Linked DNA regions of Homo sapiens: region 2 is linked to region 1. A link is a contact called in ENCODE Hi-C or POLR2A ChIA-PET data. All regions are on one chromosome and are shown on one strand. The core of a region is the stretch at or near the end of the contact, and the rest is flanking DNA. Distances in the headings are between cores, read along the strand shown. Region 1 overlaps HIVEP3 (HIVEP zinc finger 3). Region 2 overlaps HIVEP3 (HIVEP zinc finger 3).

What was found. A loop is a pair of places that touch in the nucleus more often than their neighbours do. ChIA-PET counts read pairs that join two places held with the same protein, here RNA polymerase II (POLR2A). Pooled maps may share reads with other maps.
Region 2: a loop to region 1 is called in a map of natural killer cell, with 2.1 times the contacts of the local background. The contact joins two enhancer-like sites. A Hi-C loop is called at or near these places in 3 of 168 maps with a recorded cell type or tissue (CD4-positive, alpha-beta memory T cell, naive thymus-derived CD4-positive, alpha-beta T cell and natural killer cell) and 8 of 50 pooled maps. POLR2A ChIA-PET finds 5 or more read pairs at or near these places in 7 of 52 experiments (AG04450, CD4-positive, alpha-beta T cell, CD4-positive, alpha-beta memory T cell and 4 more).

Annotation. Positions count from the first base shown.
Region 1 is chr1:41,681,958-41,685,949 of GRCh38, reverse strand. All of the region lies in intron 2 of HIVEP3 (HIVEP zinc finger 3), which reads left to right. Among named protein-coding and RNA genes, the nearest start is that of EDN2, 200 kb to the right of the region's middle. Within about 2 kb of position 1,774, at least 5 of the 41 ENCODE cell types and tissues checked have a DNase peak (open chromatin) inside an H3K27ac peak, as active enhancers do.
Region 2 is chr1:41,810,528-41,814,519 of GRCh38, reverse strand. The region is part of intron 1 of HIVEP3 (HIVEP zinc finger 3); the gene reads left to right. Among named protein-coding and RNA genes, the nearest start is that of HIVEP3, 110 kb to the left of the region's middle. Within about 2 kb of position 2,324, at least 12 of the 41 ENCODE cell types and tissues checked have a DNase peak (open chromatin) inside an H3K27ac peak, as active enhancers do.

The DNA of each region.
Region 1 (3,992 bases), core at 525-3,024:
TCCACTGGTGCCTGTTGTTTCCACTGTTACACACAGTTCCAACACACACCAGCCCCTGAGAGAGGGGGAGTTTGCAAGACAGAGAGGCGGGTTGGAGAGAGAACCATGCTACACATACCCCAAAGGTTCCTGGTGCTGGTTATTGAGAGTTACAAAGATGAGTATCACACAGAAGGTGCCTTAGGGAACTTACAATCCAGCAAAAGAAACAGACAGAAAACAAATAAGTTCAAGTATATTTATTTATTCAAACCCTGACTCTGTTCCAAAAAGGATTCAAGGTAGAAATCGGGTTTGTGATATAGTAAGTGCTACAGTTGAGGTGGGGACCTGGGTTCATGAGAGAAAGATGATCTCTTCCCGTGGGGAGTTGAGCTGGGCATGGGGGCAAAGCAGCATGGCCCACTTGGTGAGCTCCCAGGAGCCCATGTGGCTGGAGAGGGGGGTGAATGCCATCCATCCAAGGGATGTGCTGTGAGCCAGTCCAGTTCCCTTGAGGAACTTACAGTGCAGTGGAGGAAACAGGCAAGGAAACAAAGACTTGTACTGTATCTGCAGCCTCCCCGCCTTGCTCTCAAGGACCTGCTCTCAACATATAGAAAGCCACAAACTGAAGGGACCTGCAGCAATTCCTGTGGTGGCCAAGGCAGGTACTCCTACAGGCCCTGGTCCTCCTGGATCTCTGCCCTCAGGCTGCACTCGCAACAGTCCCAAAAGCATTTCTGTTTGGGGGAGTAGCACCTTGCATTCAAACAGCAAGGTACAGTTTGCAAAACACCATCACATCCGTCCTCTTGTGTGTTCCTCCAAGAAGAAGGCTGGGGGAGTGCCAATTTTTCAGTGTATGGATGGGACAGTGGGGGCTCAGAGACAAGTCTCATTCCTGAGAAGTGTCAGAGCCAGGACTGGAATCCAGGGAGAAGGAGAAGAGGCCCTGTCCACACAAGCACGTGGTGATAGGGCAAAAACAGGCACTTGACCATATAACAGTAAGAGAAGGTTCTGTAGCTGGTAGGAGAATATTTAGGCTCTGGAATCAGACAGAACCAGGTTCACGTCTGGCCATGAGCTGTGTGCCCTCACCTCACCAGTGAAAGAGAATAATGGTATCCACCTGGCAGGTTGTTGTGAAGATTAAATGAGAGGATGCATGTAAACACACCTAGCATAGTCAATGATGTCAAGAGCCAATGTGTCTTAAGTTCATGGTCTGCGGCTGGCCATTATCTCATCTAATCCTGCAAGCAACCTACAAAGTAGATACTGTTGCATGTAATCTCATTTTACAGATTAAAGAAACTGAGTTCAGGGAGGTTGATCAAAGCACCCATGGCCAGCAAGTGATGAAAACTGAAAACAGGCCCCAGAGCCCAGCTATTAAACATGAGGCAGTAATTACACCTCCTCTCATCTCACTGATGAACCTTCGGCCTGCACAGGTTCAGCCAGATGCCAGGTCTATGGAGGTGACTCCTGACCCCAGCAGGAGGGCAGCACCATGGGACTGTACAGCAGGGAGTCGCTGGAGACCCTGGAGAGGCCATGTGAGCTTGGCCTTGGAGGAAATGGTCAGCAGCTGCAGCCTTGGGAAGGAAGGGCTGGAAGGTCACTGGCACCAGGCAGAGCTGCATGGCCAAGGTGGTTGGTGGCTTTGGACTAACAAAGTGGTGACCTGGAATCCAGCAGGCTGGGCTTCCCTTTCCCACTTCCTTCCTCTGCTGCTTGTCTCGCTGAGTCACCTCCAGGAAGTCAGAGTGGTGAGGCAGACAGTGAGGAGACCTGGGTCCTCCCGCACCCCTGTCCCCACCTCCCCTCATGACCCTGGGTTAACCACTTCCCCTTGCTGGGGCTCAGTTTCCACATTTGTCAAAAGAGCAGACTTGATCTCAAGGTCAGGCAAAGGTCTTTTTTAAAGGCAGTGCTTTTGGAAGACAGGACAAAGGACCACACAGCTGCTAACCAATTAGGAACTGATAGTCATCTGAGCTCTGTAGCAACACCCTGCACCCCACACAACTTGCTGAGTTCCTCCATGGGTTATGAGGGTCACCAGCAGTGATAGGACCAGGAGGGTGGTGATGGGAAGAACCTCGAAGTGCTGGTATAGAGATGGCAGTGAGGGGCAGCACCACAGAGGGCTGCCTCCAGGTCCTGAGCCTCTTCTAACTTAGCTCTATCCTCTGCCAGGCTGCTTTGACTCATGCTCTTGAATTTTTACTGAGTCCTGGGCCCTAGTGAGAGTCCAAGAAGATGCTCCAGGATTTTCAGTGTAGGTAAAATCTCACGGGAAAACACACAGCCATTGTGGGCTTCCTCCCAGCCTCCAGCCATGGCCATACCAGCCCTGAGCCAGGCAATAACCCTTTCCTTTACTCAGACTCAAGAGAAGCTGTTTTTGCTGAAGTTCCAAACCTGTTTATAAAACTTATCCCTAAGGACTCCATATTCTGAAGTCACCGTGAACTCATCTCTGCAATGATTAATTGTTAGCACTTCACAGCTCCAGCTCTGAGATGCAAGGATGTCTGTGGCTAAGAGGAGTTCCCATCAGTGGTGAAGTGTTTGTTACAGGGCCTAGGGGGTTGCCTGGGTAAGGGATAGAATAGGATTATGTCATATGCCAGTGCCTTTTCCCACTTTGGGGTTGGTGGAAGGGAGCTCTGCATGAGGCACACGGACTGCAAATATAAGGCTCTTTTCCTACCAGCTGGGGTCCAGTTGGCTTAGTGTAGCTTTCAAGTCCTTCTTGATGTGGCCTTGCCCACTGCTTCAGCCTTAAAGTGCAGGTTCCCTTCTGTTTTGGGGGCTTCAGCCCCACCACTTGGCTTGGGCAGATCCCCATTTTGCTGTGTTGTTTCATGTTTCTCTGTCTTTGCACATTTCTCTTTCACTGAACCACCCACTTCCTCTCATCTCCCATCTCCACTTAGTCCTCTTGTAAACTCTCATTTAAGACCCAGTTTAGATGTCATTCCTTCCATGGTGTCTCCCCTGACCTCCCCCATCTTCCGTGGTGGCACTTTTGTGCACATTTCTGTTATTAGATTTTCACCCCGCTTTGCAGCTCTTTTGGTCCATGTCTGTACGGCTCCGTGAGCACCAGGACTAAGTCCCAGGCCAAGCCCAGGGCCTGGAAGGTGTCTATTGGAAGGAATAGAAATGAGTCCCCCAGAGCACAGCCCTGAGTGAGCTTCCGCAGGCTCTTACTGAGGTCTCAGAGGCAGCAGGAGGGTGGAGAGGCCTAAGGGAGTTTGCACTGAGCCCCCTTAAGACTTCTCTACCACCAAGAGGTCCTGCATCCCTAGGCACCACCTGTCCCCGGCTGGGCGTCAGTTTCCACTCTGAAAACTGGATTCATTTCTTTGGTTTGTCTAGAGCTGGTATTTCTTGGTGTTTCTGGAAAGTCTGTAAGGCAGCTAATGCAGAGCTCCCCAAGACACCAACCACAGGGTATTCGGCGGGGTCCTCCCTCTGCTTCACTGACCCGTTCCATCAACCCTCCCAGAGCCTGCTTGGGGCTGGGCCAATTCAGGGGCTGGGAGCACAGGGAAGAATCAGGCTTGGTGCCTACCCTTGAGAGCTCACGACCTAGGTAGGGAGACAGACACATCCACAGCAATGCCATAAGCACAGAGTGCCACGGAAGCCAGGAGGAGGCCAGCCCTGAGCCACCTGTGGAGGTGCTCAGAGAAGACTTCCTGGTGGGGATGGGCCTGAAAGACCCAGGGCAGCATAGTTCACAGTGAGCACCAAGCATGCAAGCCACTGAGTGTGGCCAAGGACAGGCACAGAAGATGTGGCCTCAGCTGCGTGTCCCTGTGTGCGTATGAGAGAGAGAGAGAGAAAGAGACCACAGAGAGGAGTTGAGAGGTAAGAGGGCTTGGGCTGGCACAAGTGATATCCGCGGAGACCCTTGGGGAAGAGCTTTTCCAATTAAAGTCCTGGCTGAGCTCCCTTGATTATGTAATAGCCAGGGAAATGTCATCAGGGAT
Region 2 (3,992 bases), core at 1,075-3,574, 130 kb before region 1:
GCCGGGCCTGCATTCAAGTTCTGGTTCTGCATCTTAGCCATGTGACTTTGGGCCATTCCCTTAACCCTCATGGGTCTACATTTACTCATATGTGGAATGGGAACATACCAACCACCATGGTGGCATGAGAGCTAAAAGAGGTGATGGATATAGTTCATACAGCACAGGGTAGGGAGAGGGGAAGAACTGTCCCCACGTGACCCCACTCTCCTGTGGCTCTGCACTCCAGCCCTGGCAGTGTGAGCGCAGAGGTCATGCCAGATAAATGTCTGCTGAGTGCTGGCTGAGGGACACTCACTCAGAAGCCAGCTTTCCACAAGCCTCACAGACATGACGTACTGGGGCTTGAATTTCACCCATGGCCTAAAAGCAAGGTCCCATTCTCTCAGCTCTCATTACTCAGTGTCTTCTGGGGATTTCCCTTGGACAGCAAGATAAGAGTGCCCAAGGTCAAGACCATCAGGAGATGAAGCCCCCACCACTGGAGGATGGACCGTGTAGGGGTGGGGAGGAGGCTGAGATTGAGAAAGGGCAGTGCTGTGGGCTGCTGTGGGTAACTACAGGAAGGCATCAGAGCCCTAGACATCTGTAGGTGAGGAAGCCCAGGCCGCAGTGCTGAATGGTTGGGGAAGAAGCTACTGTCTCCACCACAACAGGCTGTGCTGGTCTGGTCTGTGGAATGGCTAGTCATGGTTCCCTTCTACATGTGTCTCTTGTCGAGGCTGGCTGTGAAGACCCTGTGTTTAGGAAGAGTTGTATGGCATGGGGCAGGGGTGGGGTTCCCCAGCTCTTCTCCTTTAATGGTCTCTCATGTATTATGGTTACATATTGGGCATCAGAGAGCACTGCATGGTCCCTCCTACTTGATGGCTTTATGGTTCTCAGCCTTCTCCCTTTGGCGTAGAAGATCTGTCCTCTATGGCTAGCAGCCAAGAGGAGATTTCCACAGAGATTTCTATCCACTGTGGTCCTGCGGAGAGAAGTCGCACCTGTTAATGGCTGGGGATGGACAATTGCAAGGCGGTATGTGGGTGCACAGTCTCTCAGGCACCCTGTGTGTCACTAGGTCTTGCCAGTGTGTTTGGGAGGAGGACCAGCTGGTGAACATTGCCTGGCAGCAGTGTGAGCCACTGTTTTCCAGCTGCCATGATAGGACTGTTTCCAGATCACCAGAAAGACAGGGCAAGATTGGCGCCTAGTGTTGCTCCTGCTGGTGGAGGCTGTGGGCCAAATGGCAAGAGGACTAGATAGGGTGATGGGGGGCTGCATGACTGGACTCCAGTCCCACTTCTGCTTCTTACTGGCCATGGAACCCAGAGCCTCAGAGCCCTCATCTCGAAAATGAAGGGGTTGTTTGGGAGGCTGAGGCAGAAGAATCGCTTGAACTTGGGAGGCAGAGGTTGCAGTGAGCCAAGATCGCACCACTGCACTCCAGCCTAGGCTTCAGAGCAAGACTCCATCTCAAAAATAAAATAAAATAAAATAGATAAAATGAAATGAAGTGGTTGGATCAGGGCCTGGAGACAGCTAAGGTCCTTCTTGCTGTAGGAGTCTCAGAGGCCCCAGAGTGCATAGGCACTTTACCAGGTCCAGAAAGCGCTTGGCTCTGAGTGCTGCAAGGACCGCCCCCCACCCCCTCCACCCATCCTGCTAGGCTGCATTTAAGGAGCAGAGAACCTTGGCAGTTCTAACTTATCTGTCCCCCCACCCCCAAGGAGGAGTGCACCCTCAGGGAAGGGGACACTCTGTTTTTCACAGACAGGGAACTGTTGGAGTGGTGGCTTCGCAGCCCAGCTGGCCAGTCTTCTCTGGGGTGAGCAGCCCAGGTCCCCCCCCACCCCCTACCAGCCTTGGTATTTGCTAATTTCCCTTCCCAGGATAAATGCGTCACTATCACTCTTAAAATGAAGTGTCCAGATGGGAACACAATACAGATGTGGCCCAGTCATTCCAGAGGAATGCAAGAAAGCTGCTGAGATTGTCTAGAATTCAGGCATTTCCTCAGTGGGCTTTATCCTCTATTTATTCCATATCCATGACATCTTATTTATTTTTTTGTTTTTGTTGTTGTTTTGTTTTGTTTTTAAGACAGTCTTGCTCTGTTCTCCAGGCTGGAGTGCAGCGACATGGTCATAGCTCACTGCAGCCTTGAACTCCTGGCCCTAAGCGATCCTCCCTCCTCAGCCTCCCCAAATGCTGGAATTACAGGCATGAGCCACTGCACCCGGCCCATGGCATCTTATTAAACATCTGTCCGTTGCAAGCTGAGAAAGAGGTTTCTGTTTGTGCTCCTCGTGTTTGTTAAGTTTGCTTAATGAAGGCCCTGTTTAAAGGGAAGGACTGCCTCTAGCTCCCCCTAGAGGATAGCTGGCTGGGATTCCACAGCCTCAGCCCTGGGAGCACCTGTGTATGTCTCAAAGCAGCAGAGAGATTAATGACCTGGGTCATTTTGTTTATTAAAATATCACCTTGGGGGTTCTTTATACCATTGTAAAAATGGTTCAACTGAGTGCCTTCTGTCTTCTTAAGCCAGTGCCTCTGGACACTCTTCTTTGTAACTTGGGCACTCGGGGGCTTCTCTGGGCCTCTGCTTGCTCATCTTTAGAATAAAGTATTTTTTTTTCCAGTTGTAAATTAATTATATGGTTCTTTATATTAATTGTATGGAGTTAGATAAGGACTCATCTGTACAACTACAGCAACTGCGATTTTCGTATTCCCTCTTTTAGGAATTTATTATAAAAAGGACTCAACCTTTTCCTGACTTTATGCCTCCAAATTCCCATTTCTCACCCTCTCCTGACGTTTCGCCTTTCCCCACCCCCTCCCCGTGGTGCTCCAAGCTCAGTGGGTGGCAGCACAGCACGATGGTTCAGGACAGTGTCTCTGGAGGGTGCTCTGGGCCCGTCACTAACCAGCTGGGCGGCCCCAAGTGAGTCACATAACCTCTCTGTCTGCCTCATTATCTGTAAAAAGAGGATGTGGTAGCATTTGCCTAACAGCAAATGTAACTGATAATTAATGCATATAAAATGCTTAGAATAGTGAAAAATGGTGTTCAAAGAAGCATTCGTTGTTATTGTTGTGTTTCTATGGGGTGAGGTAGCCAGTAAAACCCAAGGTTAACACCAGACTGTTTTCCTCTAGGAAATACAACAAACAAGCAAGCAGAAGACATGGATCCTGAAGTTTCTTATGAGCAGGAGACTAGCACAGACCACTGTTCCTACCATTGGGAGGACAGCACACCTGGCTGGCTGCCAGAGTGGGCCTTGGGGAGTAGGAAAAGCCAAGGGCTTAAGAGATGGAAGATCTCCTGGGTCACACCCAGGAGACTATTCACTAGCTGCCCACTGGGCAATAAACACCAACTGAGGACCCAGGTGACACAAACCCTGCATTAGGTACAAAAAAAAAAAAAATCTGGTCATTGGAGGACTCAGGCCAATGGGGGAAATAAACTGGTCAATAAACAATCATAGTGCCCTGTAAGGGCTGGAAAAGGGCATCCTAGGAGTCTGCAGTTGATAGGAAGGGATTGGGAAGGGCACAAGGCCAAGAAATAGGACAGGCAAGATCCAAAGGAGTGAGGACTTGGTGATGTCAAAGGCTTCAGGGCCATTACAGGCAAATCCATAAGCCACATGCCACATAGGCCACCTGGCTTCTTAAAGAGATCCACACTATAAATTGGAGGTGAAAAGTTAGAAAACTACTTCTTAAAATGAGGTACAACAGTGAAGCCAAATTTATTTTGAATTGATTCTTTTTAAAAGACTGTAACCATATATAAACTCAAAATAACCACATTTCACCATGACACTGTTTTTAGGGGCCCAGCCAGGAATGAGGGTCAGTACCTTGGAGAGCTCCAAGGGGTTCCAAAGGGCTGAGGCATGCACTAGTTCAGCATGAGGCAGAAGCATAAGCATGAACCTACCAGGATCAGTGTGGGGCCAGCCCCTACTGGTGTGGGCTTCCATTGCCAAGGC